2 separate regions of the Homo sapiens genome follow, and region 2 is linked to region 1. Evidence: chromatin loops called from intact Hi-C (ENCODE). Cell type or tissue: psoas muscle. All regions are shown on one strand. Each heading gives the region's core, and the rest is flanking DNA. Links, peaks and the distances in the headings are about the cores only.

Region 1 (14,986 bases), core at 4,368-12,367:
AAAAAAGCAATTGTTCCTCTCTCTCTAGAGCATTTTGAGGACCTACAAAGGCAGTGTAGTGTAGAGGTTAAGAGTAGAGGCTTTGAAATCTGGCAGGTGTTAGTTACAGCCCCATCTCCACCATCTCCTGGCTGTGTCACCCTCAGACAAGTTACATAAACTTCTTAAGTTTTCCCCATCCATAAAATCGGAAACTATTGAGTAGGAGTGTGAGGATTATACAGGATCATGCTCCTCAAGCCCTTAGCGTAGTGCCTAGCATGTGGTGAGCATTCAATCAGCAGTAGCTGCTGTTGTTATTCACTGTGGGGTTATCCTTACACCCCCAGCCTGAAGGGTACTGCATGGAACACTGTGGCTCCCTATGGCTACAAGAAGCTGCCTCCGTGCTTCCTCTGGGTCCCTTGACTCCCTAAGGGTCAGCCAAGCCACTCCCAGCCCTGGAAAGCAGAGGGCCTTTGCTTCGCCTGCAAGGCCCAAAGCTGCTTATAGTTAATGATTTTACAAAACAGGAGGAGACTCAAACTGGAACAGGATTCCAAGGAGCCAGGGGGAAGCATAAAAGGGGCCTGCGTGGAGCGTGGACTCAAGAAATGTGCCAAATACCAACCAACGGCCACAGGGGAGGGGAGGGGACAGGGGAGAAGGGAGCTTGAGACAGCTGAGCTAGACAAGAAGGGAGTACTATGTAAGGAGTCAGTTTCTGTTGGGTGGGGCTGCACCAAGCTTTCCATAACTAGAAAGATGCCAAGAGCAGTCCAAGAAGGGCACGGTTAGTGCCAGGAGGCCCAGCCCAGCATCACAGGCTGCACTAAGCAGGCAGCTCTTCTGTTGGGCTGGACCACCTTTTAGACTAGGTCCATAATAAGGGCACATTTTCACACTGAAAGGGGTGGGGTGTGAGGGTGGTGGAGCCTCTCAGCAGCCAACTTTGTCAGAACCGGCTCCCAGATAGCCCCTTCACACAGCTTTAGATCTCACTCCCATCGGTGTCACTAGATCCTGTGAGGGCAAGCGACAGGGCTAGTGCCGGTGAATGCCATGTGGCAAGTTCATTACCCTCACACATCTCACCCCACACCCTCCCAGTGGAGAACTCTTAACAGACAACCATATGCCATCATTCAGTGAGAGTTGGTGTATTCTCTGCCCCAGGGGGTCCCCTGAAGACACCTGAGGCTGGGTGCAGTGGCTCGCACCTGCAATCGCAGCACTTGGGGAGGCCGAAGTGGGCGGATCTCTTGAGCCCAGGAGTTTGAGACCAGACTGAGCAACAATGGCAAAACCCCATCTCAACAACAAGAAAAATACAAAAATGAGCCGGGCATGGTGTCGTGAGCCTGTGGTCTCAGCTACTCAGCAGGCTGAGGTGGGAGGATCACCTGAGCCCAGGAGGTCGAGGCTGCAGTGAGCCATGATCTCGCCATTGCACTCCAGCCTGGGTAACAGAGCAAGACACTGTCTCGGCCGGGCGCGGTGGCTCATGCCTGTAATCTCAGCACTTTGGGAGGCCGAGGTGGGCGGATCACGAGGTCAGGAGATGGAGACCATCCTGGCTAACACGGTGAAACCCCGTCTCTACTAAAAATACAAAAAATTAGCCGGGCGTGGTGGCGGGCGCCTGTAGTCCCAGCTACTCAGGAGGCTGAGGCAGGAGAATGGCGTGAACCTGGGAGGCTGAGCTTGCAGTGAGCCGAGATCGCGCCACTGCACCCAGCCTGGGCGACAGAGCGAGACTCCGTCTCAAAAAAAAAAAAATAAATAAAGACAGCTGAGCCTCATGAGTGGTTCACATCACTCAAGGCTTTGTTCTACGTTCACCCCTTTCTGCTTCTCCTTCTCATTTCCCCTTCTCTTTATTAAAGCAAACAAAGTAAGATGCAAGATTCCCACTGCTAGTTCTTGGTCCGCAACGCTGCAGGGGAGTCAGGGACATGAGAACTGATATGCTTTCTTTACGGAGCCTCCGATGTAGCAGGCATCGGAAATTGAGGTGGACTCAGAGTTGAGGTTTCCTGAGCCATTTGTTATCACCCCTGGCTGCCTCTTCCGGCCTCCAACAAATTCAGCACCATGAAGCTTCAAGTGCTCCAAAGTCAAAAGGAGAGGAAATGAATTTTCAAACTGAAGACAGTGCTGTAAAGAGCCCTAAACGGCAGAAGAAAAAATTTTCTTTTCTTTCCTTTTTTTTTGATAAGGAGTCTCTCCCTGTCTCCCAGGCTAGAGTGCAGTGGCGCGATCTCAGCTCACTGCAACTTCCGCCTCCCAGGTTCAAGCGATTCTCCTGCCTCAGCCTCCCGAGTAGCTGGGTGCCCACCACCGCACCCGGCTAATTTTTTGTATATTTTAGTAGAGATGGGGTTTTGCCATGTTGGCCAGGCTGGTCTTGAACTACTGACCTCAGGTGATCCACCCACCTTGGCCTCCCAAAGTGCTGGGATTACAGGCATGAGCCACCATGCCTGGCCCAAAAGAAATAATTTTTTAAGCCCTAAGAAGCAGAAGTATGGACTTCATTTCCTAAGCAATGGGATTTGGGGGATTTTGAGTGATTTGAGCAGGGAGGGCCATGATACAGGGAGTGTTTTTAAAAGATCACTCCAGCTGCAGGGTGTTTGCTTGATTGGATGGACAGAGAGACTAGGAGCAGGAAGACATAGGAGGAGATGACTCCAATAATGTTGAGCCAGCAGAGTGACATCCAGGCACTGTGACAATAAATGCTGGTTGGTGTGAACTGACCTGACTTGGGACTCAAAGAGAAGGAACAAATTTGAGAGATGTCTTAAGAAGGGATGAGCCTCTGCCGGGAGCAGTGGCTCACGCCTGTAATCCCAGCACTTTGGGAGGCTGAGGCAGGCGGATCACGAGGTCAGGAGTTCAAAACCAGCCTGGCCAACATGGTGAAACCCCATCTCTACTAAAAATACAAAAATTAGCCGGGCGTGGTGGCGGGAGCCTGTAATCCCAGCCACTCAGGAGGCTGAGAGGCAGGAGAATCACTTGAACCCAGGAGGCGGAGTTTGCAGTGAGCCGAGATTGCGCCACTGCACTCCAGCCAGCCTGGGGGACAGAGAGAGACTCCGTCTCAAAAATAAATACATTAATTAATTAAAAAAGAAGGGATGAGCCTCAAGGAGTGATTGGGCAGAGAGAACAATCGCAAGGGTCTAAGCCCGGGAGCTTGGATTGACAGCACCATGGAGACACATAGGAAAGCCAGGAAAAGATGCCTGTTTAATGGGGACGATGAGGAGACTGATTTTAAATTAGCTGTTACTAAAAAAATTACATTTATCAGATTTTTTATTTTGTGGAAGTAATCAATGTTCACTGTAGAAATTTTAGAACATACAGATAATAATAAAGAAGAAAATCAAAATCAACCATAATATCACTCTCCAGAGATAAACACTCTTAATTTTATTTATTTATTTATTTATTTATTTATTTATTTATTTATTTATTAGAGATGGAGTTTCTCTCTTGTTGTCCAGGCTGGAGTGCAGTGGCACAATCTCGGCCCATGGGTTCAAGCGATTCTCCTGCCTCAGCCTCCGGAGTAGCTGGGACTACAGGTGTGCACCACCACGCCCAGGTAATTTTTGTATTTTTAGTAGAGACGGGGTTTCACCTTGTTGGCCAGGCTGGTCTTGAACTCCTGACCTCAAATGATCCGGCCACCTCGGCCTCCCAAAGTGCTGGGATTACAGGAGTGAGCCACCATGCCCAGCCACTGGTGACTTTTAGAATCCTTATTTCTTTTGTATCTGTTACCCAGTGTCCAATACACCTAAATTAACTGAGGAGTTTGGGAAAGAAGGGACATAGAACCTGGTCAATGTGTTTTTCTTGCTAACTGGGATTTAAGCAGCAAACTTTTTGTCTCAATCCCTGTAGCTAAGAAAGCTTCAAAAATGTATTTGTGGCCAGGCACGATGGCTCACGCCTGTAATCCCAGCACTTTGGGAGGCCGAGGCGGGTGGATCATGAGGTCAGGAGTTTAAGACCAGCCTTGCCAACATGGTGAAACCCCGTCTCTACTAAAAATACAAAAATTGGCTGGGCGCGGTGGCAGATGCCTGTAGTCCCAGCCACTCGGGAGGCTGAGTTAGGAGAATCACCTGAACCCGGGAGGCAGAGGTTGCATTGAGCCGAGATCACGCCACTGCACTCCAGGCTGGGCGACAGAGTAAGACTCTGTCTCAAAAAAAAAAAAAAAATGTATTTGTATAGTTCCTACTTTAGGAAATCCTGTCTGGCAAACACTATGCACCCTTGCTTTGATGAATCTTATAAGATGTCAAGGTCATCATTATGAGTATCAGTCCGCATTGTTCAGAGTTAAATACGCAAAGGTAGGAAGGACAGAAGGACACAACATTGAACTGAATGTACACTGACCCCAGCACAGCCCCTGGAAGTTTCTCCCCTCCTCTCTCACTAAATCTCTGATATCTTATCTCTTTCCTCTTTCTCCTTAAGGTGGCCTGATTAATTGAGGGCCTGATTACTTTGATTGCAGTTAATTGAATGTTCCTTGACTACAATGTGCACGAGAGGAGATGGAACCGGCAACTTGGCCCAGCATGTCTGACAGTAAATCTCAAGTTTTCATCTTTAGTAGCAGGTGGTGCCATATTACCATACTGAAGGCCTGAACTGAGATGCTGGAATGGCCAAAGTCACCATTTTAAATTGCACTTCTCTCATAACCCTGCAACCTCCTCTCAGAATCTGTACAAAGATCTATTACAAGGAAATTTATTACAGCACAGTTTATAATGCTGAAAAAAAAAACCCAACCTAAATGTCCAACAATAGGAAAATATTTAACCAAATTATGGTACACGCATATTCTGGAATATTCTACATCCATTAAGAAGCATGTGGGTAGTTCTGTATGTACTGATGTGAGTATCTCCAAGACATATTATAAAACAGAAAACAGAAGTTATAGGGCGACTGTAATAAAATAGAAGAAAATGGAAGTTATTACATGACTGTAATCCCAGCATTTTGGGAGGTCGAGGCAGGTGGCTCGCTTGAGCCCAGGAGTTTGAGACCAACCTGGGCAACACAGCAGAATCCCGTCTCTACAAAAAATACAAAAATTAGCCAAGTGTGTTAGCACACACCTGTAGTCCCAGCTACCCAGGAGGCTGATGTGGGAGGATTGCTTGAGCCCGGTAGGTCGAGGATGTAGTGGGCCAAGATTGTGCCACTGCACTCCAGCCTGGGCAACAGTGAGACCCTGTCTCAAAAAAAAGAAAGAAAAAAAAAAGAAAATAGAAGTTGTAAACTATAAGCACAATATGAGCCCATATATGCCCCAGAAGCCCTGTAGATGTGTATTTGCACGTAAATGTATGTGGATGCATAGAAAGAAGACTGAAAATACAGCCACCAAACCCACAATCGTAGCTACCTCAGGGGAGGGGGATGGAAATAGGGGCTCAGTCAAGGGAGTAGTCGGTATGCTTCCCTATTGTTTGACTCTTTTATAGCACGAATGTATTCGCATGTTACCCATGTAATTTTAAAACATTTTTAATATAAGAAAGAAGAGTTCTCACTCAGCTTTGCAGCAGGGGTAATTAGGATGCAGAGAGTCTGAGAGGAGCTAAAAGGAAGGCAAAATGAAAGAGTGCTCCTGAGAACTGGGAGAGCGCCCCACTCCCCTCCCCAATTACATTTCCTGTTTTCTCCTCATCTGCAGTCACCTGTGGTTTTTAAATACGTTATACCACATTTCATATCACAGGCAGAAACACTGCTCTCTTTCTCTTCTGCCTCCTCTCCTGAGGACACACCAATTTCGTTTTTTAATTGAATATTCGTAAGGTTCATATTATCAAGAACAAGTTATGGTGGTTCCAGCTGCGCATCTTTCTCTCATTGCTGTTACTGAAAATAAAGAGTCCCTTAAGCACCCGAGTAGGCCACCTCTGTCCCCCACTCCCCTTGGCCCCTCTTCCAACCTCTGTGATAGTAAGCAAGCCGTATTTGAGGCCTCTGGGAACTGAGGGTGCATCTGTGTCAATGGAGAATTTCCCGCCTCTGTTTCAAACCAGGGTGGCTAAATTAGTAGCTGTCATTCTAAAGAATAAAAGCAAAAAGTTTGAAACTCATTGCTGATGACTAGGCTGTCCCTAAACTTTCTCCTCTGGCCATTCCCATCCAAATACTAGGAAAGCGGCCAGGTACGGTGGCTCATGCCTGTAATCCCAGCACTTTGGGAGGCCAAGGCGGGCAGATTACTTGGGGCCAGGAATTCGAAACCAGCCTGGCCAACACTGGGAAAACCCGTCTCTACTGAAAATACAAAAATTAGCCAGGCTTGGTGGCTCATGCCTGTAGTCCCAGCCAGTTGGGAGGCTGAGGCAGGAGAATCGCTTGAACGCAGGAGGCGGAGGTTGCAATGAGCTGAGATCGCACAACTGCACTCCAGTCTGGGCAACAGAGGGAGACTCTGTCTCAAAACAAACAAACAAACAACAACAACAAAAATGCTAGGAAAGAAAAGAAACACTGAAACCGGACTCTCTTCAGTCACCTACTGGTGGGCCCAAGCTCTCACACCTCCCTTTTCTCCATTTCCACTCTCAGCCCTGAACACTGATGTCTGAAAGACCGTGCAAATCTCCAAGACTATGAATCATCGGTTCAGTGATACATGATGGAATATTAAGCAGCTGAGAAAAATGTTTTCTAAGAATATTTAATGACAAAAGGAAATGCTCACCAAAGGCAAACAACAACAGGAAAACCAACCTGTATACACAGGGTCATCCCAATGATGGGGGAAAATACACATTTTTTAAAAGATTAGAAGAACACATGCCAAAATAATGTCAGTGATTTCTTTTGGGTAGAGAGGTTGTAGGTGATGTTGCTTTTCTGGGTTTTCCAAATGTTCTACAATAGGCATATTTTACTTTTATAAACAGGGAAAATGTTACTTTTTTAAAAAAGATTCTATGATGATACTTTCCTGGGTAGGAAAGTGGCCTCAGGTATTTTAGAAAAATATTGAACTACAACCAAAAAGGTGCCTGACAATTTGGGTCATCAGAGCATTTAGCTTTCAGGCAGTTTTATTGTATATAAAACATTTATTTTACCAGAAATACAATAAAACCCTATTAGTCTCCTTATTATAACTTCTTTTTTTTTTTTTTTTTGAGACAGTGTCTCACTCTGTCAACCAGGCTGGAGTGCAGTGGCGCGATCTCAGCTCACTGCAACCTCTCCCTCCTGGTTTCAAGCGATTCTCCTGCCTCAGCTTCCTGAGTAGCTGGGATTACAGGTGTGTACCACCACACCCAGCTAATTTTTGTATTTTTAGTTTAGTAGAGATGGGGTTTCACCATGTTGGCCAGGCTGGTCTAGAACTCCTGACTTCAGGTGATCCACTCGCCTCGGCCTCCCAAAGTTCTGGGAATATAGGCGTGAGCCACTGTGCCCAGCCCCCTTATTATAACTTATTATTACATATTATATATATAACTTATTGTCATACAGTATAATTTCTTATTATAATGATTCATGTGAACCAGAAGTCAAATCATATATCCTGAAACATGTAGCAAAAAGTCTTGATGAAACAATCAGGTAGCTGATAGCTTCCTCTGCTGCCTCCAATGCTGCCAAGGATGCCGCTGTATTATGTCATAAGAACCACAAAAGCACTGATAAGTTCCCAGAGGTTTTTTTTTTTTTTTTTTTTTTCTGAGATGGAGTCTCACTCTGTCTCTCTCAGGCTGGAGTGCGGTGGCACGATCTCAGCTCATTGCAACCTCCGTCTCCAGGGTTCAAGTGATTCTCCTACCTCAGCCTCCCGAGTAGCTGGGATTACAGGCGCCCACCACCACATCCAGCTAATGTTTGTATTTTTAGAAGAGACGGGGTTTTGCCATATTGGCCAGGCTGGTCTCGAACTCCTAACCTCAGGTGATCCGCCCGCCTCAGTCTCCTAAAGTGCTGGGATTACAGGTGTGAGCCCCCGCACACAGCCAAGTTCCCACAGGTTTTAAAAACAATTCTCAAATGCATCCAACACATCAAATATCAGAATGTCCCTCATGCTAATTAAGCCAGGCTAAGAGGAAACTGAGTAGTAGCAATGCCCTATCCTGGGAAAGAGAAATGTGGGGGCTGTTCTAAGGAGAAATAAGGCCTGCAAAAGCTGGCAGCACCCCCAAGGGGCCTCAGAAATGCCCTTCAGTTGGGGAGCAGTTGTGCTGAAGAAGCACAAGACAGACTATCCTTACCAGACAGAGGAGGAGGCCCATTTTTGGCAAATCCAATAGATGAAACTGATTTTAATACACAAGATAAATTCCAGAGTGGCTTTTCATTCTATAAAAGGATTCACAGCAGGATTCCATTAAGTAGCCGGCTCTTCTACTGCATTGAAAGCAGGATTCAATAGACAAACATTCAGCTGTCATGTACCTTTATAGGAAGACAATAGCTATCTACACCTACATGGACAGGCAATATCTGAAGGGTTGTTTCTGTTCCACTTACCGAGAGCCTGCTGAGCTAAAAGCATAGATCGACCTTCCCTACGACTCTCTCCCCACCCAGCTCAAGGGGTCAAAGCAGGGAAGGGGTGGGGTTCAATTCTGCCACCTCATTCGGAAGCAGACGCAGGCAAGGACCTAAAAGAAATGAGGCTGGAGAAAAAGGAAACATAAGCACCATACAATGTTAGAGCTGGAAACGCCCTTAAAGATCACCTAATCCAGCCCTTTCGTTTCACAAAAGGGGAAACAGAGACTCACAGAGAGGAAGTGACTTGGCTCACGTCACAGACTGATTTAGTGACAGAGAATAGTGCTAGGATCCAGGCCCCTGTCGAGCCAACGGCCACTCTCAAATGGAAAAGCTGACTCAAGTGGCACATGTGTTTCTTTAGACTGGTAAAATTCCGGGACATTGAGCTTCTGGCTTGATGCTGGTCAGGGGCAGAAGGGTCAAGGAACCGAATCTGGAAACCCGTGAGCTCCCCAAGGTGGTTCTGGCCCACAGAAGGCAACTGAAGCAGTCAATGCGGTGGAAGGCACTCATTGTGTGTTCCTGCTCTCTACTCACTTCCCCACTTTTTCCTCCTGTTTCCCTCTCTTTTGACTGCGGCCTAAGTCTCAGCCTGGCCAGCTGCCCAGTTCTGCTGAAGAACCCCAAGACTAACACAAGCCTAAGTCTAGGTCAAATATCCCCACCTCAGGCCAGGGGTGACCCTTGCTCAGGGTGAGTGAAACTTTCCCACAAAAGCCAGCCAGATTCCCTGGAAGCCAGACAATTGAAAGAGAGTTTTCTAGGTGTTCTGGCTATTGTTACCTCCAATCTGCTAAAAAAGAAAAGGTTTACCCACAGGCCTCTGGGTGAATGCCCAACTGCCCTCTGGGGAGCCTGAATTTGCCTCTGCCTCCATCTGGTCTTGTTTAATGGGGATCTGAAAAAAACCCAGTTCCTGCCTCAGCGCCAGTGTTCAGAGCTGGGGGCCTCCAATGTGAAAGGAAACCGAACACGACCTCACACCTCATCAGGGCCAGGAAAACAGAGTTCTGCCCCGTTACCCCAGGGCCTTCATTCCGGGTCAGAGAGGGCCATGGCAGGGGAAACCTGAGCCCTGAGGCCTCTCGCTGAGAAGGCCTGCAGATCTTTTCCCTGGTCACCTTTAAGTGAGTGGAAGGGCCGGCTGAGAGCGCGCTGCATAATTCAGCAGATGGCTGCCTCTAATGAGAAGACACTGAAGAAGAGGATAACATTATTTCTCACCCTCCTGAGCATGTGGCCTCCTTCCTCTGTGCAGGCGGCAGAGAAACCCACGGTTTCAAATCCCAGCAGCAGAAGCCTCCTCCTGCCAAACTGAGGAGGAAGGGTCTGTGTTTCTAATTTATTCTGCGCCCCCCACTCCAGTTGTTACTTAAAATAATCCATCATTACATGGCTGGTGGCTCCAAGATTTTTATTTAAAGCAATATGGAGAAGAAAAAATAAAAAAGAAAACCCACACAACCCGTGACTGTGCTATATTGGATTTAAGCTGAGAATCTTTTTAATATCAGAGAGTCTCCGAATCACCCTAGTATACTCTTCCCTGGGCCCTATGGGAGTGCTGAGGGAGTGTAGTGAAAAGAGGGGGAAGAGAGGTCATGGCAGGATTTTGATGTCTTAGAAACATCATGAAAAGACAAGTGTTTTTAAACAAGGAATCTGTGTCATCTGGTGGGTGTTTAATCGTATCACCCACTGACCAGCAATAGCACTTCGGACTAAGTAACTTGGTCTCCCTACACCCATTAAATAAAGGGAACAGTAATACTTGTCCAGGAAGCCATTGGGGAAAATGAAATCATACAGATGGAAGCATTTCGAGATCGTTGAAAGAAACATGTTATATATATCCATGGCTTTCCTTCTTTCCTTCTTTTTCCTTCTTTCCTTCTTTCTTTCTTTCATCTGTCTTTTTTTTTTTTTCTTTTTTGAGACGGAGTCTCACTCTGTCGCCCAGGATGGAGTGCAGTGGCACAATCTCGGCTCACTGCAAGCTCCGCCTCCCGGGTTCACGCCATTCTCCTGTTTCAGCCTCCAGAGTAGCTGGGACTACAGGCACCCGCCACCACGCCCGGCTAATTTTTTAATTTTTAGTAGAGATGGGGTTTCACCGTGTTAGCCAGAATGGTCTGGATCTCCTAACCTCATGATCTGCCCGCCTCGGCCTCCCAAAGTGCTGGGATTACAGACGTGAGCCACCGCACCTGGCCTCATCTGTCTTGAATGTAGTTTTAATGTACATGCAACTAAAAGCCCTTCTCAATTGTTCATGCTAATATTAAACCATGGCTCTGATCATCCAAAAACCCAGGCAAGTCCAGAAATCAGCCCTACTTAGTTTGGGAATACCTTTTTCCAGAGGACTTATCTTCCTAATTGGCTTTGCTCAGGCTAATGCAATAGGTTTGCTCCCTTATAGCACACAAAGGCAGTGGCCATGCTTGGTAACAAAGCCAGCAATTAATAGAAAATTTACAGCAGAGACTCCACAAAGTAAATGCTATGCACATGACTGCAGATCAAAATCTCATTAGATGATACAGACAAATCACTCTGCTATAATGTAGTTTTGTATTAAGAACACCGCTAACACTCACATTTCCAGGATTTAGGATGTAAAAAGGAAACAGGGCTTATTCCTGCCTTTCATCTGGAAGCTGTGAGAGGGCAGAGTTCCTGCGTGCCTTGGCCACCACTATATCCTCAGCACCTGGCACGGGGCCTGGCCGATCAGTGCCCAGTGAATATGTGCTGAAGGAATGAATGAAAATAAAAGTGGGTGAATTGGCAAATGAAATGTTCCCAACCCAGTAGCAGATGTGAGATCTCACCCACCTTCACACCTACCCATTTCCTATTTGAAGCCCTCAGGAAGCCCTTCCTGTCACCCTCTGCCTCCATTCATTGCTGAGTTAGGTTCCCTTAGTAATGAAATCTCATGGCAGGCAGTCACTCTCCTGTGTAGCACTTATCACAAAGATAATTAGATAGTGATTTGTGTCTGCCTCCACCAGTTCCTTGAAAGAAGGGACCATGTGCATTTGGGGGACATTGTCATTCTGCCCGCTTTTTATTTTGAAAAATCCCAGGCCGGGCGCTGTGGCTCACACCTGTAATCCCAGGACTTTGAGAGGCCAAGGTGGGCAGATCACGAGGTCAGGAGTTCGAGACCAGCCTGGCCAACATGGTGAAACCCTGTTTCTACTAAAAATACAAAAATTAGCTGGGCACGGTGGTGCACACCTGTAATCCCAGCTACTCGGGAGGCTGAGGCAGGATAATTTCTTGAACCCAGGAGGCGGAGGTTGCAGTGAGCTGAGATCGCGCCACTGCATTCCAGCCTGGGCGACAGAACAAGACTCCATCTCGGGGAAAAAAAAAAAAAAAAGGAAAAGAAGAAAAGAAACATCCCAAACACACAGAGAAGTTAGAAAATAATGTAATGACTGTCCAAAAACCCCTCAAATTTAGAATCAACATTTTTAAATATTTAGGGCCATGTAAACTTTCTTCCGTGTTGTATCACCAATAGAGCTAGGTAATAGGGTTTTGTTTTCTATGTTTGAGGTACGATACTACCTTTAGTGGGTGGTGGTAGGAACGCCTGAAGCAGAGACCTCAAAGGGAATCAAAGGGTAACTGCCACGTGATGATAGCAAAACCAGAGTGCAGCAGCAATCTTTTCCCCACCTGAAGACAGTTGCTCTGAGACAGTTGACCCAGACCAACCCCAGCTAACTTTGTAGGGCAAAGTTAGCCCCTGAAAGTTCACTTGGGAGAATGACCACTACCTAGATTGCCACTAGAGAAAGCTTCATTGTTCACATTGTGGGACTAGTTCAAGCCAGAATCATCCAGATGCTCTTGGTATGGGCCGGCATTTACGGTCTGGATCCCAGAATGCAACATTGAAAGGAACAGCTCATTAAAAGAGCCAGCACATGCAGCTTTTGGGGCTTGCCCTGTGCCTTGGTTACCTTGGACAAGTCATGGAACCTCTCGAAATATATATTAATAGCAGCCCAAGCCACCTCATAGTCAGGGGGTGAGGTGGGGCATCACAAGGATCTTCTATAGTTCTTTAATTATTTCACAGTGTCCACAATTTGTCATTCCAACTAGACTATAAGCTTAAAAGCCACGAACTTTTTTTTGTTTTGTTTTTTGAGACGGATTCCCACTCTGTCGCCCAGGCTGGAGTGTAGTGGCACGATCTCGGCTCACTGCAAGTGCCGCCTCCCAGGTTCACACCCTCAGCCTCCACAGTAGCTGGGACTACAGGTGCCCGCCACCACGCCTGGCTAATTTTTTGTATTTTTAGTAGAGATGAGATTTAACCATGTTAGCCAGGCTGGTCTCGATCTCCTGACTTTGTGATCCACCCACCTCGGCCTCTTTTTTTTCTTTTTTGAGATGGAGTCTCGCTCTGTTGCCCAGGCTGGAGTGCAGTGGTGCAATCTTGGCTCACTGCAACCTCTGCCTCCAGGGTTCAAGCGATTCTTCTGCCTCAGCCTCCTGAGTAGCTGTGATTACAGGCACGCACCACCACGCCTGGCTAATTTTTGTATTTTTAGTAGATACGGGGTTTCACCATGTTGGCCAGGCTGGTCTCGAACTCCTGACCTCATGATCTGCCCACCTCAGCCTCCCAAAGTGCTGGGATTACAGGCATGAGCCACCAAGCCCAGTCCGATCACGAACGTTTTTTAAAGCCTGCTACCTTTTTTTGTCCAGTTGACAAGGGCTAACCATAGTGCTGGCCACATATCAGTCAATCAAGTAAATATGGACACAGTGGAGAAATGGTGTTGTCACACCAAACCGTTTGTGGTGTTCATTCAAATGGGACGGACTTGTATTATGTGCACCAGAATTGAACTTCCAAGTTGGCTGCGTGCAATGTAAGCCCTACCCAACAACTTGAAGGCTTGTTTTAGTCACTAAGGATGTTTACCCACAGTGACTCTCAACTGATTCTAGAAAGAACACACCCCCCACATACATACACATACACACACACACACACACACACACACACACACACACACACTAGGGCACTTACTCGCATGGTACCACGTCTCAGAGCTCATTAAAAAGAATTCCTGGCCGGGAGCAGTGGCTCATGCCTGTAATCCCAACACTTTGGGAGGCTGAGGCGGGTGGATCACAAGGTCAGGAGTTCGAGACCAGCCTGGCCAACATGGTGAAAACCCCCCTCTACTAAAAATATCAAAACTAGCCAGGTGTGGTGGCGGGTGCCTGTAATCCCAGCTACTCGGGAGGCTGAGGCAGGAGAATCGCTTGAACCTGGGAGGCTGAGGTTGCAGTGAGCCGAGATCATGCCACTTGCACTCCAGCCTGGGCAACAGAGCAAGACTCCGTCTCAAAAAAAAAAAAAAAAAAAAAAAAGAATTCCTAAGCTAGCCACACTTAGGTTTATTCTCTAGTCTTCTGTTCCCAAACCCTGAATACATGTTCCTTGGAGGAAACAAGCAGCAACCAGATGTCCAAGGTCTCCTGAGTTAACTCCGTCTTCCCTGGTGAATTACAACTTATTGCAGACACAAAGGAGAACAGAGAGACAAATGACACATAAACAGGAGCTTCACTGGCTGGGGGAGGGGGGCATGGAGAGTGACGTCAGTTTTCCCAGAAACCCATTTATCACGATAACAAGGTCTCGAGTGCTTAGGCTGCTCTTTCAGCTTCAGAATCTGGCGTACAATTATGTTCTTCATCATACAGTATGGCAAGGCCAGCCAGAGCAAACTGGAGCCATGCAAAGCAAACCAAGTGGCCCTAAAGCACCCCCTCACCCCCATCTGCAGAACAAAGGGCATCTCTAGGTTGCCTGAGTTGTGCCTGAGGTGAAACACACACAACCTTCTGGAATGTTCCCCATTGCAACATCTGCCCTGCAATCCTAATCCAGGCAAGAGAAACTGGTGAGAGTATGGAGGACAGGTCGATGCAAATTCATTAGCTGACATGAAAAATCATTAGCGTCATTTTTGGATGGAGCTAGTGTAATCCCAGAGATTAATTCCTCTACTTCAGCTATACCATCTCTGAAATGCAGGTAACCAGGAGCAGAAAAGCCACAGCAGAAAAGAGGGAGCCCTCAAAACACTAAAGCAATAAACAACGAGAGTGCCAATCTTGGGGGAAGAAAATTCTCTCAAATTGCATCATCACAGAGAATGTCCCCTGTCTACTCCTGGTCCTTCCACAACATGACTGCATAAAGTGCTCTGTGCTAGGGTGTGCAGGGGGTGGAGGAGGTTCCGAAGAAATGATCCTGCCCTTCCAAACAGGGACAAAAGAGACATTAATACATATTCTGTAGAGAAAATATTATCAGATTCTGGCTTCAGATTTTGTAAAATCAATTTCAATTACACCAAATACCTAGAGGCTTTTT
Region 2 (14,986 bases), core at 3,497-11,496, 44 kb after region 1:
TGGTGGGGACAAACAAACCATAAAAACCATAGCACATAGTGGCTGTCCTGACACTACCAGAGTCTGTATCCATGCACTGCTCTCCATCTCCACAACTATTGCACTAATCCAAGCCATTGTCATCACTCATGTCAACTACTGCCCTTTTGGATGATCTACCTGCATCGACTCATGTTCCCTGCCAATCTATTCTCTACACTGAAGCCACAATGGTCTTCCCACACTGTAAGTCTGATCATGTCCTTCCTGTGCTTTAAACTCTTCAATGATTTCCCTTTGCACCTAGAATAAAGACCAAAATTCTTGACCCACTTAACTGTCCCTGTATGTCCTGGCCCCTGCCTACCTCTCTTACCTCTCCCTTACTCTCTGTACTCTAAGTACACTGCACTGCTTTCAAATGCCTCACCTACCACAGGATCTTTGCACATGCTGTCCTCGCTATGGAATGCTTCCATCTCTGCTTCACCTGTTGACTCCAACTCTTCTCTCAGTCATCACCTCAATCATCATTTCTTCCTGGAAGCCTTCCCTGATGGCTCCAGTTCCCCTACTTTTTTTTTTTTTTTTTTTTTTGATACAGACTCTCACTGTGTTGCCCAGGCCGGAGTGCAGTGACGCAATCTCAGCTCACTGCAATCTCTGCTTCCTGAGTTCAAGCGATTCTCCTCCCTTAGCCTCCCAAGTAGCTGGGATTACAAGCGCCCACCATCACACCCGGCTAATTTTTGTATTTTTAGTAGAGATGGGGTTTCATCATGTTGGCCAGGTTGGTCTTGAACTCCTGACCTCAGGTGATCCACCTGCCTCAGCCTCCCAAAGTGCTGGGATTACAGGCGTGAGCCACCACACCCGACGGCCCCTATTTTATGCTCTCGGAGCTCTTTCTACTTTTCCTTCACGGCCCTTATCACAGTTGCAGTTTCACCTTTATTTATTGTATCGTTTGATTATTGTCTGTGTCTCTCCTTAGGTCATAAGCCCCATAAGAACAATATCTGTGGCCATTTTGTTGAACGTTGTATCTCTGATGCCTAAGACACCATTTGGCACATAGCAGATCCTGAATTATATTTGTTAAAGAAATGAATTAACCTCAGGGACGATTTTAAATGCTAATTAAAGCAACAATGATCTATCCTATTGTGCTCATAGATTGGCAAAGATTAAAAAGATTGAAAATACTTAGCCTGGGCAAGCGTTGAAGAAAATGAGCACTCCCATACGCCGGGTGGTGGGTGTGTAGGCCAATTGGACCTTCATATGTTCACATTGTTTGACCCTGCAATTCCACCTATGAGACTTTGTTCCAAGAAAACGATCACTCGTGCATAATGATATACACAGGAAGATGTTTAGTGAAGCACCATTTGTAATAAGAGAAAGTTGGAAACAACCTAAATCTTCAACAATAGGATATGGCATGGCATAGTGGCTCACACTTGTAATCCCAGCAGTTTGGGAGACTGAGGTAGGAGAATCCCATGAGGCCAGGAGTTTGAGACCAGCCTGGCCAACACAGCGAGACTCCATCTCTACAAAATAATTTTTTTTTTGAGATGGAGTCTCCTCTGTCTCCTCCCAGGCTGGAGTGCAGTGGTGCAATCTTGGCTCACTGCAACCTCTGCCTCCCAAGTTCAAGCGATTCTGTTGCCTCAGCCTCCAGAGTAGCTGGGACTACAGGCATGTGCCACTACGCCCGGGTAAGTTTTATATTTTTAGTAGAGAAGAGGTTTCACCACAGTGGTCAGGCTGCTCTCGAACTCCTGACCTTGTGATCTGCCTGCCTCGGCCTTCCAAAGTGCTGAGATTACAGGCGTGAGCCACTGTGCCTGGCCAAAAGAATTTATTTTTATTTACTTATTTATTTATTTATTTATTTTTGTGGAGATGAGGCCTACTATGTTGCCCAGGCTGGTCTCAAACTCTCTTAAGCTCAAGTGATCCTCATGCCTCAGCCTTCCAAAGTGCTGGGATTACAGGTATGAGCCGCTGTGCCTGGCCTACACATTTTTTTTTTAATTAGCTGGGGCTGAGCTCGGTGGCTCAGGACTGTAATCCCAGCACTTTGGGAGGCCAAGGAGAGTGGATCATCTAAAGTCAGAAGTTCGAGACCAGCCTGGCCAACATGGTGAAACCCTGTCTCTACTAAAACTACAAAAATTAGCCGGACATGCTGGTGGGTGTCTGTAATCCCAGCTACTCAGGAGGCTGAGGCAGGAGAATCACTTGAATTCGAGAGGCAGAGGTTGCAGTGAGCCGAGATGAGGCCACTGCACTTCAGCCTAGGAGACAGATCAAAACACTGTGTCAAAAAAAAAAAAAAATTAGCTGGGCATGGTGGCATGTGCCTGTAGTTGTAGCTCCTCAGGAGGCTGAAGCAGGAGGATCTCTTGAGCCCAGGAGTTCAAGGCTGCAGTGAGTGCCACTGCACTCCAGCCTGAGTGGCAGAAAAAGACCTTGTCTCAAAAAATAAAAATAAAAAATAAAAAATTAGGATATTAGTTGTATTAGGCCATTCTTGTGTTGCTATAAAGAAATACCTGGAACTGGGTAATTTATATAAAAAAAAAGAGGTCTTATTGGCTCACAATTCTGCAGGCTGTACAGGAAGTGTGGCACTGGCATCTGCTAGGCTTTGGGAAAGCTTTAGGGAGCATTTTAACTCGTGGAAAAAGGCAAAGTGGGAGCAGGTGTCTCACATGGCGGGAGCAGGAGTGAGGAAATAGAAAGGGCAGGGGAAGGTGCCACACTTTACAACAACCAGATCTTGTGAGAACTCACTATCACGAGGACAGCACCAAGCCATGAAGGGATCCACCCCATAACCCAAATACCCCACCAGGCCCCACCTCCAACATTGGGGATTAAAATTCAACATAAGATTTGGGTGGGGACAAATTTCCAAATTATTTCATTAATTAAATAAATCAGGGTAGGGCGTGGTGGCTCACGCCTGTAATCCCAGCACTTTGGGAGGCCGAGGCAGGCGGATCATGAGGTCTGGAGTTCAAGACCATCCTGGCCAACATGGTGAAACCCTGTCTCTACTAAAAATACAAAAAATGAGCCAGACGTGGTGGCATGCACCTGTAGTCCCAGCTGCTCGGGAGGCTAAGGCAGGAGAATCCCTTGAACCTTGGAGGCGGAGGTTGTTGCAGTGAGCCGAGATCACACCACTGCACTCCAGCCTGGTGACAGCGCGAGACTGCATCTCAATAAATAAATAAATAAATAAATAAATCGTGGTGCATTCATACAATAGAATACTGTGTGGCCTTTAAAAATGATAATGTAAATTGTATTTATTGATGTGATTAGATGTTCATGATAGAATCTTTAGTAAAAATAGGCAGTTACTAAAAAGTATGATGGGGCCAGGCGCAGTGTCTCACGCCAGTAATCCCAGCATTTTCAGAGGCCAAGGCGGGCAGATCACCTGAGGTCAAGAGTTCGAAACCAGAGCTGGCCAACATGGTGAAACCCTGTCTCTAATAAAAATACAAAAATTAGCCAGGTGTGATGGTGGGTGCCTGTAATCCCAGTTACTCAGGAGGCTGAGGCAGGAGACTCGCTTGAACCCAGGAGGGGGAGGTTGCAGTGAGCCAAGATCGCACCACTACACTCCAGCCTGGCAACAGAGCAAGACTCCATCTCAAAAAAAAAAAAAAAAATTTTTTTAAAGTATGATAGTAAGATACTAGGTCTTCTATTTTAATAGTATGTAATATTGATATATAAATGCATAAAAAAACTGCAAGGATAAATACAAAGCTATTTACTATGAGTTGTTTTGGAGGTCCTTAATATTTTACTCTACATGATTCTATATCATCTTAAAATTTTGCGAGGCCATGGTGATACACACCTGTAATCCCAGCTGCTTGGGAAGCTATGGTGGGAGGATTGCTTGAGCCCAGGAGTTCGAAACCAGTCTGGGCAACAATAGCAAGACCCACCCCCCTCTTAATTAAAATATTTTTTAAAGTATTTTATGAAGATGTACTCATAAGCTGGGCGCAGCGGCTCACGCCTGGAATCCCAGCAGTTTGGGAGGCTGAGGCAGGCAGATCACCTGAGGTCAGAAGTTCGAGACCAGCCTGACCAACATGGAGAAACCCTGTCTCTACTAAAAATACAAAAAATTAGCCCGGTGTGGTGGAGCATGCCTGTAATCCTAGCTACTCAGGAGGCTGAGGCAGGAGAATCCCTTGAACCCAGGAGGCGGGGGTTGTGGTGAGCCGAGATCGCGCCATTGCACTCCAGCCTGGGCAACAAGAGCAAAACTCCGTCTCAAAAAAAAAAAAAAAGAAAGAAAGAAAGAAAATGTACTCAGGTATCATTGCATAATTGAAGAAGTTTTAAATCAAAAAAAGGAAAAGATAGAATACCAATAGTAAATATGTGTATATGACCATACGTATATGTGCTGTAGGTAAATATACATATAAGAAGGATCAGCCAGGCACGGTGGCTCACACCTGTAATCCCAGCACTTTGGGAGGCCAAGGCAGGTGGATCATCTGAGGTCAGGAGTTCGAGACCAGCCTGGCCAACATGGTGAAACCCCATCTCTACTAAAAATACAAAAAATAGCCAGGTGTGGTGACACATGCCTGTAATCCCAGCTACTAGGGGGTGCTGAGGCAGGAGAATTGCTTGAACCCGGGAGGCGGAGGTTGCAGTGAGCTGAGATTGCGCCACTGCACTCCAGCCTGGGCAACAGAGCGAGACTTGTCTCAAAAAAAAAAAAAAAAAGCATCTGGCCAGGAGCAGTGGCTCACCCCTGTAATCCCAGCACTTTGAGAGGCCGAGTCAGGCGGATCACTTGAGGCCAGGAGTTGAAGACCAGCCTGGCCAACATGGTGAGACTTCGTGTCTACTAAAAATACAAAAGAAACTAGCCAAGCATGGTGGTACGTGCCTGTAGTCCCAGCTACTCTGGAGGCTGAGGCAGGAGAATCACTTGAACCCGGGAAGCAGAGGTTGCAGTTACCTGAGATCACACCACAGCATGCCAGCCTGGGTGACAGCAAGATCCTGTCTCAAAACAAAACAAAACAAAACAAAAACAAACAAAAAAAAACAACTAATATGAAGCTCTTAACAGTAGTTGTTCTGGATTGGAGGATTATGGATGATCTTTATGCTCCCTTTTTGCCTGTCTATATTTTCTATAATTAGCATATATTACTTTTGTAATAAGAGAATGTAATCAAGTATATTTCATTTTGAGAAAACATTACAGTGAGAAATAAAGGCCAGGAGAGAAGGACTACTCATGCTGGCTAGCCAGCCCATTATCTCTCAGTAAAGCACACCTACGTGGGAGGCCACATTTTAATCAAGAAGTTGCTTAGTGACCACAGAACCAGAGCAAAGTGCCTAGCTGGATGGCTCTAATGTCGAAAGACAGCAAGCAATGATAGCCTGATGTATCATCTCCACTGCAGTGCTAACCTGCCTGCCCTGAATGCAGACTTTAAAACACCCCAACACACCTAAAGCACCAAGAACCTGCCCTAAGATTGTTTGATCGCATTGCCCTGGATCTTCCTTGCTTGTGTATGACTTACATTCGCCTGACTGTGTCTCTGGCTGACAATAAACTCTCAGCTTCATAGCCTAGCTTTGCATCCGTTTGTGGTCTGGTGTCTGACTCTTTGTTTTAGCATTTGCCCTTGGTCTCCTTGAGGCTTAATTTGCAGCTTCTCTCTAATGAATTTCAGTTTGGACTTGCTCCTTGACTCATCCTGCTAAGCTCCTCTAGTTGCAGGAGCCCGGGTAGGGGCCCTGCCTCTCCTTGTTCCACTGCTGGGCAGGGGTAGGACGTGGGGATTCAGACTTACACCTGACAAGGCTAACTTCAGACACATTTTTTCTTTAGCTTATAACTTTCAGTTAACTTACGATCAATTCTTTTTTTTTTTTTTTTAAGACGGAGTCTCGCTCTGTCACCCAGGCTGCAGTGCAGTGGCGCAATCTCGGCTCACTGCAAGCTCCGCCTCCCGGGTTCACGCCATTCCCAGTAGCTGGGACTACAGGCGCCCACCACCGCGCCCAGCTAATTTTTTTTTTTTTTTTTGTATTTTTAGTAGAGACGGGGTTTCACCGTGGTCTCGATCTCCTGACCTCGTGATCTGCCCGCCTCAGCCTCCCAAAGTGCTGGGATTACAAGCATGAGCCACCGCGCCTGGCCTTTTTTTTTTTTTGAAACAGAGTCTTGCTCTGTTGCCCAGGCTGGAGTGCAGTGGCGCGATCTTGGCTCACTGCAACCTCCGCCTCCCGGGTTCAAGCAATTCTCCTGCCTCAGTCTCCCAACTAAGCTGGGACTACAGGTGCACGCCACAACACCCAGCTAATTTTTGTATTTTTAGTAGAGACGAGGTTTCACCACATTGGCCAGGCTGATCGCGAACTCCTGACCTCGTGATCCGCCCACCTCAGCCTCCCAAAGTGCTGGGATTACAGGCGTGAGCCACCGTGCCTGGCCTTACAATCAATTTCTTATTCTTGGCCCGGCACAGTGGCCCACATCTGTAATCCCAGCACTTTGGGAAGCCGAGGAGAGCAGATCACCTGAGGTCAGGAGTTCGAGACCAGCCTGGCCAACATGGCAAAAATCCATCTCTACTAAAAATACAAAAATTAGCTGGGCGTGGTGGCACTCGCCTGTAATCCCAGCTACTTGGGAGGCTGAGACACGAGAATCGCTTAAACCCAGGAGGCGGAGATTGCAGTGAGCCACGAAGAAAGTGCAGTTATGATGGGGAAGAGGGAGAAACCAGTGGCTGAAGAGGGGCATAATGGGGTTGAGGTGGGGGAGTGTTGGTTTTGTTTTTCAATAGTCTGGAGCAGGCTTTGAGGCAAGCTAGTTTCAAAGCAGCCTAGGGTGGTGGAAAGGGCTTGAGTTTTTCCTCATCTTGACCATGACAAGCTTTCCTCAGCTTGATCTCATCTCCGCCAGGTGGCAGGGCAGCGAGAGCCCTGGCTCAGGAGCCAGACTGCCTCCGCTCTTAGCCCAGCTCCACACTCCACAGCGTGACTTTAGCCCAGTTATTTGTGCCTCAGTCTTCTTTCAAATGGGCATAATAAGGGTACATACTCCATAGGATTGTCGACCTAAAAAGAAGCAGCTTGGGCAAAATTAATGTAAGTAGAGAGTTTATGTGGGCCAAGCTTGAAGATTGCAACCTGAGAGCAGAAAGTCAAGTTTCCCTGAATGTACACTTCAATTACTAGCAGTTACAGGTGGAGTTTTGAAGGCAAAAGTAGGGGACAAGGAGTGGACTGATGCAAAGTTGTTTGTCAGGAATTCTCATTGATTTACAGAAATAACATTGTTAAGCTACAGACTGTGGGTTGTAGTGTCTGGTGTGGCATTATTGGGTTAATTTATAGCTATTTATGGCAATAGCAAGCAATTTCAAGAGATGAATACACAGTTCAAAGTGGGGAGTAGGGCCTGATTTCAGTCTCATTTTAATGTCTCTCCCGGCCTGACCTGCATTCCTCAGATAAAAATTCTTTTCTCGGGATCATTGTAAGAAGGGAGATAGCTCCCAGCCTGGGCAACATGGCGAAACGCCGTCTCTACAAAAAATACTAAAAAATGAGCCAGGCATAGTGGCAAGTGTCTGTGGTCCCAGCTACTCGGGAGGCTGAGGTGGGTGGATTACTTGAGTCCAAGAGGCAGAGGTTGCAGTGATCTGAGATCGCACCCCTGCACGCCAGCCTGGGAGACAGAGTGAGACCCTGTCTCAAAAAAAAAAAAAAATTGCTCATGCAAAGATGCAAAGTACTTAGAACTGTGGTTGCCTGGCATGGCACATAGTAAGTACCTGCTAGGTGTGAACCGCTATTGTTGTTGCTAGCTATGTGGCCTTGGGCATGTCACTTAACCTCTCACTTTGTCATTCAACCTCTCATTTAACTTCTCATCATTCATCACTTGATTAAGGATTCAAAGTGCCTTTGCCCGTACTAGGTATTCAGCAACACTCAGTTCCCTTGGTTCTTTATATGGTAATAATAGTATTTTACATATGAACACTTACTACACTCCAGGCAGCTCATCTATTACCTTCATCATCCTAGTTAATTATCAAGACAACCATATGAGGAAGTGACATTCGGAAGCAGGTATCCCTAGTTTACAGATGAGGAAACCAGGGTCAAATAGATTGCGATTGGCCCAAGGGCGTATACGAAATGGCTGAGCTGAGATTTTACAATCCTATTTCTTTTTCAAATACTGACACTGGAGTGGGTGATGACCAGTTGTTACTAAATCCAGTGGCTAATCCTTTATTGCTACATGGTTTAAACCGATTGTTGCTGCTAGCTGATGATGAAAGGCTTTGTAGCCTTCCTCCGAGTGGGAACACTTTGCTGCCCCCTTGTGACTCACCAAGTTTCTGCCTCCAGGTTCCCCGTTATTTGAAAAAATAAACAAATAAATAAAAGGCCCGGTGCTGCGACACACGCCTGTAATCCCAGTACTTTGGGAGGCCGAGGCAGGCGGATCATGAGATCAGGAGTTCGAGACCAGCCTGGCCAACACAGTGAAACCCTGTCTCTAATAAAAATACAAAAATTAGCTGGGCGTGGTGGCACGCACCTGTAGTCCCAGCTACTTGAGAGGCTGAGGCAGGAGAATTGCTTGAACCCGGGAGGTGGAGGGTGCAGTGAGCTGAGATTGCACCACTGCACTCCAGCCTAGCAACACAGCGAGACTCTGTCTCAAAAAAAACTTTTTTTTAAAATTAACTATCTTTTCTGGTACAGTAATTTCCCTCCAGAAAAGGTGTTGAGGTGTTGCCTGGGAGAGGCAAGGGAAACATGATTGGAGTTGAATTTTGTTTTGTTTTGTTTTGTTTTAATATAGAGGAGAAAATATAGGTGTCTCTCTTTTTTATTCTTTCTTTCTTTTTTTTTTTTTTTTTTTTTTTTGAGATGGAGTTTTGCTCTTGTTGCCCAGGCTGGAGTGCAATGGTGCGATCTTGGCTCACTGCAACCTCCACCTCCTGGGTTCAAGCGATTCTCCTGCCTCAGCCTCCTGAGTAGCTGGGATTACAGGCATGCGCCACCATGCCCAGCTAATTTTGTACTTTTAGTAGAGACGGGGTTTTTCCATGTTCGTCAGGCTGGTCTCAAACTCCCGACCTCAGGTGATCCGCCCACCTCAGCCTCCCAAAGTGCTGGGATTACAGACATGAGCCACCGTGCCCGGCCTAAATATAGGTGTCTCTTACAGCAACTAGGGGCTTCACAAAGGTGGCGACAGTGGGCTCTGGTCTTGAGGGATGACTAAAAGTTTTCCAGGCAGGCTAGGAAGGGGAAGGACATTCTGAGCAGAGGGAACAGCATGGGCAAAAGCACGGAGATGTGATGGAGCATCTCGGGATTTTAAGCGAGGAGAGCAACATGCTTAGATTCATTCATTCTCTGATTCAACACATATGTGTCACATACTGTGCTGGGTGGTGACAATGACGGTAGTGAAAAACACCAAGTCCCTAAAATTATGGAGCTTACTTTCTAGGGAGGTAGATTTGAAGCAAATGCAAGTACGAGATGCCTCTGGATAAAAACAAAGCAGGGGATGGGAACAGAGAGGGACCAGAGGGTGTTATTTTCAACAGGGTGGTCAGGGAGGCCTTCCCTGAGCAGGTGACATTGGAGCAGGACTGAATGAAGTGGGGGAGCCTGCTTCATGAGTGAACTGGGAAAGATCACACGAGGCAGAGGGAACTACAGGTGCAAAGGCCCTGAGGTGGGAGAGTGTTCGGTGTGATCAAGGAGCCAGAGGCGGGGTGGTGGAGGACTGGAGCATCCTCAGTGCAGGTCGGGGTGGGGATGAAGTTGGTAGGAGAGGGAGGAGGTGAGATTGCAGAAGACTCAGTCATGTTTTCATGGAGGACCTTGTGAGCCATGGCAAGGAGTGGGGATCTCATTCTAAGAAGGGCAGGAAGTGTTTGCTGAGACTGTGTTGAGATGTGAGAGGAAAGAGAGGCATTTAGATGGCTGGCAGATTTTCACCCAAGCAACTAGGAAGACTTCACTATGGATGGGCTAAGTTTGAGAAGCTTATTAGAGCTCCAAGGGGAGCTGTCAGCAGGCTGCTGGACAGCAGCTGGATCTGTGTGTCTGGAATTCAGAGGAAGGATCGGAGCAGCAGGCGTCTGTGCAGAGGGGTCATTGAAAGACCTGGATGAGATGAGATTCTCAAGGGAGCGAGTACATAGAGACAAGTGGACGAGGTCCGAGCCCCATGGCTCCCCAATCTCCAGACTCTAGAGGATGGAGCCAGCAGGACCAGCAGAAGGAAGGCACTGAGGAATGACTGACTGGCTAGGGAGCTCAAAGGAAAACCAGGAGAGCTGGGTGTCCCAGAAGCCAAGGGAAGCAGGAGTTGCAAGGAGGATGGGGTGATCGACAATGTCCAATGCTGCTGAGAGGGTCCAGTAAGGTGAGGACTCAGACCCAACTGCTGGATTTGACAGCATAAAGGGAGGGCATGGATGACCTTGGTACACTCTAGCTTCATGGGCATGTGATCTGTGTAGTGGGACAGGGCCCCACTCTTAGCAGGGTCCTGCAATTGGTCTAATGCACTTCTGAGACCCTGTTGAATTTTTTTTTTTTTAAGACAGAGTCTCACTCTGTCGCCCAGGCCGGAGTGCAGTGGAGCAATCTCAGCTCACTGCAACCTCCGCCTCCCAGGTTCAAGCGATTCTCCCGCCTCAGCCTCCTGAGTAGCTGGGATTACAGGCATGTGCCACCAGACCCAGCTAATTTTTGTATTTTTGGTAGAGACAGGGTTTCACCATCTTGGCCAGACTGATCTTGAACTCTTGACCTTGTGATCCACCTGCCTCGGCCTCCCAAAGTGCTGGGATTACAGGAGTGAGCCACCGTACCCAGCCCTGTTGAAATTCTTAATACCTTTCTGCAGTGAGTTGAATATGGAACCTCTCTCAAAACATATATCCATCCAGAATGTGACCTTATTTGGAAAAGGGGTCTTTGCAGATGTAATTAAGGTAAAAATGTTATGACGAGATTGTATTGGATTAGGGCAAGCCCTAAATCCAATGACAGGTGTCCTAATAAGGGAAAAGAAAGGGAAAAGACACAGAGAGGTGACATAAAGACATAGGCAGAGGCCGGGCACCGTGGCTCACACCTGTATTCCCACCACTTTGGGAGACTGAGGTGGGCGGATCATCTGAGGTCAGGAGTTCGAAAACAGCCGGGCCAACATGGTGAAACCCCGTCTCTACTAAAAATACAAAAACTTAGCCAGGCGTGGTGGTGGGTGCCTGTAGTCCCCGCTACTCAGGAGGCTGAGGCAGGAGAATGAAGTGAACCCGGGAGGTGGAGCTTGCAGTGAGCCAAGATCGTGCCACTACACTACAGCCTGGGTGAATCCATCTCAAAAACAAAAACAAAAACAAAAAACAAAAAACAAAAACAAAACAAAAAAAAAATTAGCTGGACGTGGTGGCACATGCCTGTAATCACAGCTACTCGGGGGGCTGAGACAGGAGAATCACTTGAACCCTGGAGGCGAAGGTTGCAGTGAACTGAGATCGCGCCACTGCGCTCCAGTCTGGGCGACAGAGTGAGACTTTGTCTCGAAAAAAAAAAAAAGACAAAGGCAGAGATTGGAGTGATGCATCTACAAGCCAAGGAGCATGAAGGATTGCTTGCAGCCATCAGAAGCTTGAAAGGAGGCCGGGTGTGGTGGCTCACGCCTATAATCCCAGCACTTTGAGAGGCCAAGGCGGGTGGATCACTTGAGGTCAAGAGTTCGAGGCCAGTCTGGCCAATATGGTGAAACCCTGTCTTTACTAAAAATACAAAAATTAGCTGGGCGTGACAGCGCATGCCTGTAATCCCAGCTCTTCAGGACGCTGAGGCAGGAGAATCGCTTGAAGCTGGGAGGCGGAGGTTGCAGTGAGCCGAGATCCTGCCATTGCACCCCAGCCTGGGTGAGAGAAAGACTCTGTCGCAAAAAAGAAAAAAAAAAAGAGGCCGGATGCAGTGGCTCACGCCTGTAATCCCAGCCCTTTGGGAGGCCAAGGTGGGCAGATCACGAAGTCGGGAGATCGAGACCATCCTGGCTAACACGGTGAAACCCCGTCTCTACTAAAAATACAAAAAAAATTAGCCGGGCGTAGTGGCGGGCGCCTGTAGTCCCAGCTACTCAGGAGGCTGAGGCAGGAGAATGGCATGAACTGGGGAGGTGGATCTTGCAGTAAGCCGAGATCGCACCCGTGCCACTGCACTCCAGCCTGGGTGACAGAGCGAGACCACGTCTTAAAAAAAAAAAAAAAAGGCCGGGCGCAGTGGTAATCCCAGCACTTTGGGAGGCCTAGACAGGCGGATCACGAGGTCAGGAGATCCAGACCATCCTGGCTAACACGGTGAAACCCCGTCTCTACTGAAAGTACAAAACAATTAGCCGGGCGTGGTAGCGGGCGCCTGTAGTCCCAGCTACTCGTTAAGGCTGAAGCAGGAGAATGGCGTGAACCCGGGAGGCAGAGCTTGCAGTGAGCCAAGATAGCGCCACTGCACTCTAGCCTGGGTGACAGAGCGAGACTCCGTTTCAAAAAAAAAAAGTGTTCACATCCAAGTTCTCATTTGATCCTTCCAAAAGGCCTATGAGGTAATAAAGTAATTCCTTTCATGTCCATTTTTCAGATGACAAAATGGAGGTTCAGAGAGGTTAAGTAATCACTCAAGGTCACACAGCCAGTGACCAGCAGACCTAGAACTCCGATCACAATAAGATCTTTACCCCTCTTCGTGGCTGCCCATTTTAGCCAGCTTTTTTTTTTTTTTTTTTTTTTAGACGAAGTCTCACTCTAGCCCAGGCAGGAGTGCAGTGGCATAACCTCAGCTCACTGCAACCTCCACCTCCCGGGTTCAAGCAATTCTCGTTCCTCAGCCTCCCTAGTAGCTGGGATTACAGACACACAGCATCACGCCCAGCTAATTGTTGTATTTTTAGTAGAGACGGGGTTTCACTATGTTGGCCAGGCTGGAACTTTTGGCCTCAAGTGATCTGCTTGCCTTGGCCTCCAAAAGTGCTGGGATCACAGGTGTGAGCCACCTCACCCAGCCTTTAGCCAGCTTTTGACGCACAACGAGTGGGGGTAGCAAATTCTTGGGCATGTCCGCTTACAAATGTGGAACCCAATGTTTCTATGTGGGGTGGTGGTGGGGAGGTGGCTGCTCCTCTAGCAACAGTGATCCAGGCCAGCCCTTGGCAGGACTTCCTCACCAGAGTCGGCTGCAAAGCCAGCCAGCTGGCAGCCGGCCAGGCTCATAGAGTGAACCCACTTGGAGCCGAGAGCCCCACAGAGGGCACAGCAGGGGCATGAGGTCCAACAAACTCAGGCTGTGTGTGCTTCTGCCCCAGAGAATACAACGGCACTGGGAGAGACAGCAGCCACAGCTTCCCGAGAAGCACTGGAATCCTAGGAGCGGCTGCCGGGCAGGGGCAGGCAAGGCAGACAGATGGAAGAGTGCCCAGGCTGCATCATGGTAGCAGTTTGAGGTTCTGTTGAAGGAGGGAAGTGACAAGCTGGGCTGAGTGACAGGCATGGATGAGAGGGCAGACCAGGCTCTGGAGAAAACAGCACATGAACCCATCTTTAGTGACAGTGAACTGAGCAGAGAAATGTCACTTTCAGGCCTGGAAATGGCCAGGGAGGCATAATAGTGACTCCTGCAGGGGGCTTCTCCTCAACCGGGAGCTGGGCGTCCAGGGCAAGGTGGCCAGGCTTGTGCCATCTCAACTACTTGGGAACAAATAGACTTGGCACTCTATGTTTAGCCACCAAAGTCAAGACCAGGAGCCCCGAAGTCCCATCCCCCAAGGAGCTGAGGAGCCCAGATGCTAGAAAGAGGGCCACAGGATGAGCAGGGCCAGCAGCTGCCTGGCAGGACATCTGTCACAGCCCATTGGGCAGCAACCAAGAGGAGTGCGGAGGCTACGCGGCCCCATTTGCTGAAGGGGAGGGCTGCAGACTGCTCATCTGGGAGAGGGACAGATGAACCCAGAGCCAGCCAAGGAGGTCACAGCCCAGTCAGATCACAAAACAAAACAAACCAAACCCAGCTCTCATTAACTGAAGCTTGGCACATGCTGGGCATTGTGTGATGTGCTGTCTTTGGAAGAGCTGCCTTAATTCGTAGGATAGCTAAAGTGTAATTATTATGTGATTACACCTTATTATGTAATTATTAGACAGAACCCACTTGGAGCTGAGAGCCCCACAGAGGGCACAGCAGGGGCGTGAGGTCCAACAAGCTCAGGCTGTGTGTGCTTCTGGCCCAGAGAAGACGACAGCGCTGGGAGAGACAGCAGCCACAGTTTCTCTAGAAACACTAGAATCCCAGGAGCAGCTGCTGGGCAGGGGCAGATGAGGGGGCAGGTGTCATTATCATGACCTCCACTTTATAGATGGGGAAGCTCAGGTACAAAGAAGTAAAGTGCCTTATATAAGTCACGTAGTTAAGTCTTCAGGCTGAGATTCAAACCAGGTCTGTCTAACTTTAAAGCCTGTTTTGTTCACTCTCCCTGGCAGGGCTATTATAACCATTACATGAAATAAAATATGATATTAGTAATAGTGAAGGCAGCCGGGCATGGTGGCTCACGCCTGTAATCCCAGCTAAGATGGGCGGATCACGAGGTCAGGAGATCCAGACCATCCTGGCCAACATGGTGAAACCCCATCCCTACTAACTTACAAAAAAAAAAAAAAAAAAAATTAGCCAAGCATGGTGGCGCAGTCCTGCAGTCCCAGCCACTCAGGAGGCTCAGTGAGGCAGGGGAATCGCTTGAACCCGGGAGGCAGAGGTTGCAGTGAGCCAATATTGCACCATTGCATTCCAGCCTGGCGACAGAGCAAGACTCTGTGTCAAATAAATAAATAATAGTGAAGGCCAGGTGCGGTGCCTCACGAGTGTA

The links. Peaks named below come from ENCODE experiments on the same cell type or tissue, not always from the same donor. Only the 100,000 strongest peaks of a DNase experiment are listed, where the experiment ranks them.
Region 2: it touches region 1 in a loop (6-fold over the local background); 17 of 110 quality-filtered maps call a loop at or near these places.

Annotation. Positions count from the first base shown.
Region 1 is chrX:119,676,774-119,691,759 of GRCh38, forward strand. The region is part of intron 1 of SEPTIN6 (septin 6); the gene reads right to left. Among named protein-coding and RNA genes, the nearest start is that of SEPTIN6, 8.9 kb to the right of the region's middle. RefSeq lists enhancers at 890-1,390, 8,848-9,077, 9,348-9,397, 9,428-9,477 and a silencer at 1,329-1,448. In psoas muscle, for the core only: no CTCF peak of the experiment used is centred there; DNase peaks (open chromatin) are centred at 8,901 and 9,408; H3K27ac peaks cover 1,406 bases.
Region 2 is chrX:119,721,710-119,736,695 of GRCh38, forward strand. No RefSeq gene overlaps it. Among named protein-coding and RNA genes, the nearest start is that of SOWAHD, 29 kb to the right of the region's middle. In psoas muscle, for the core only: a CTCF peak has its summit at 8,416 (motif pointing left); no DNase peak of the experiment used is centred there; H3K27me3 peaks cover 317 bases.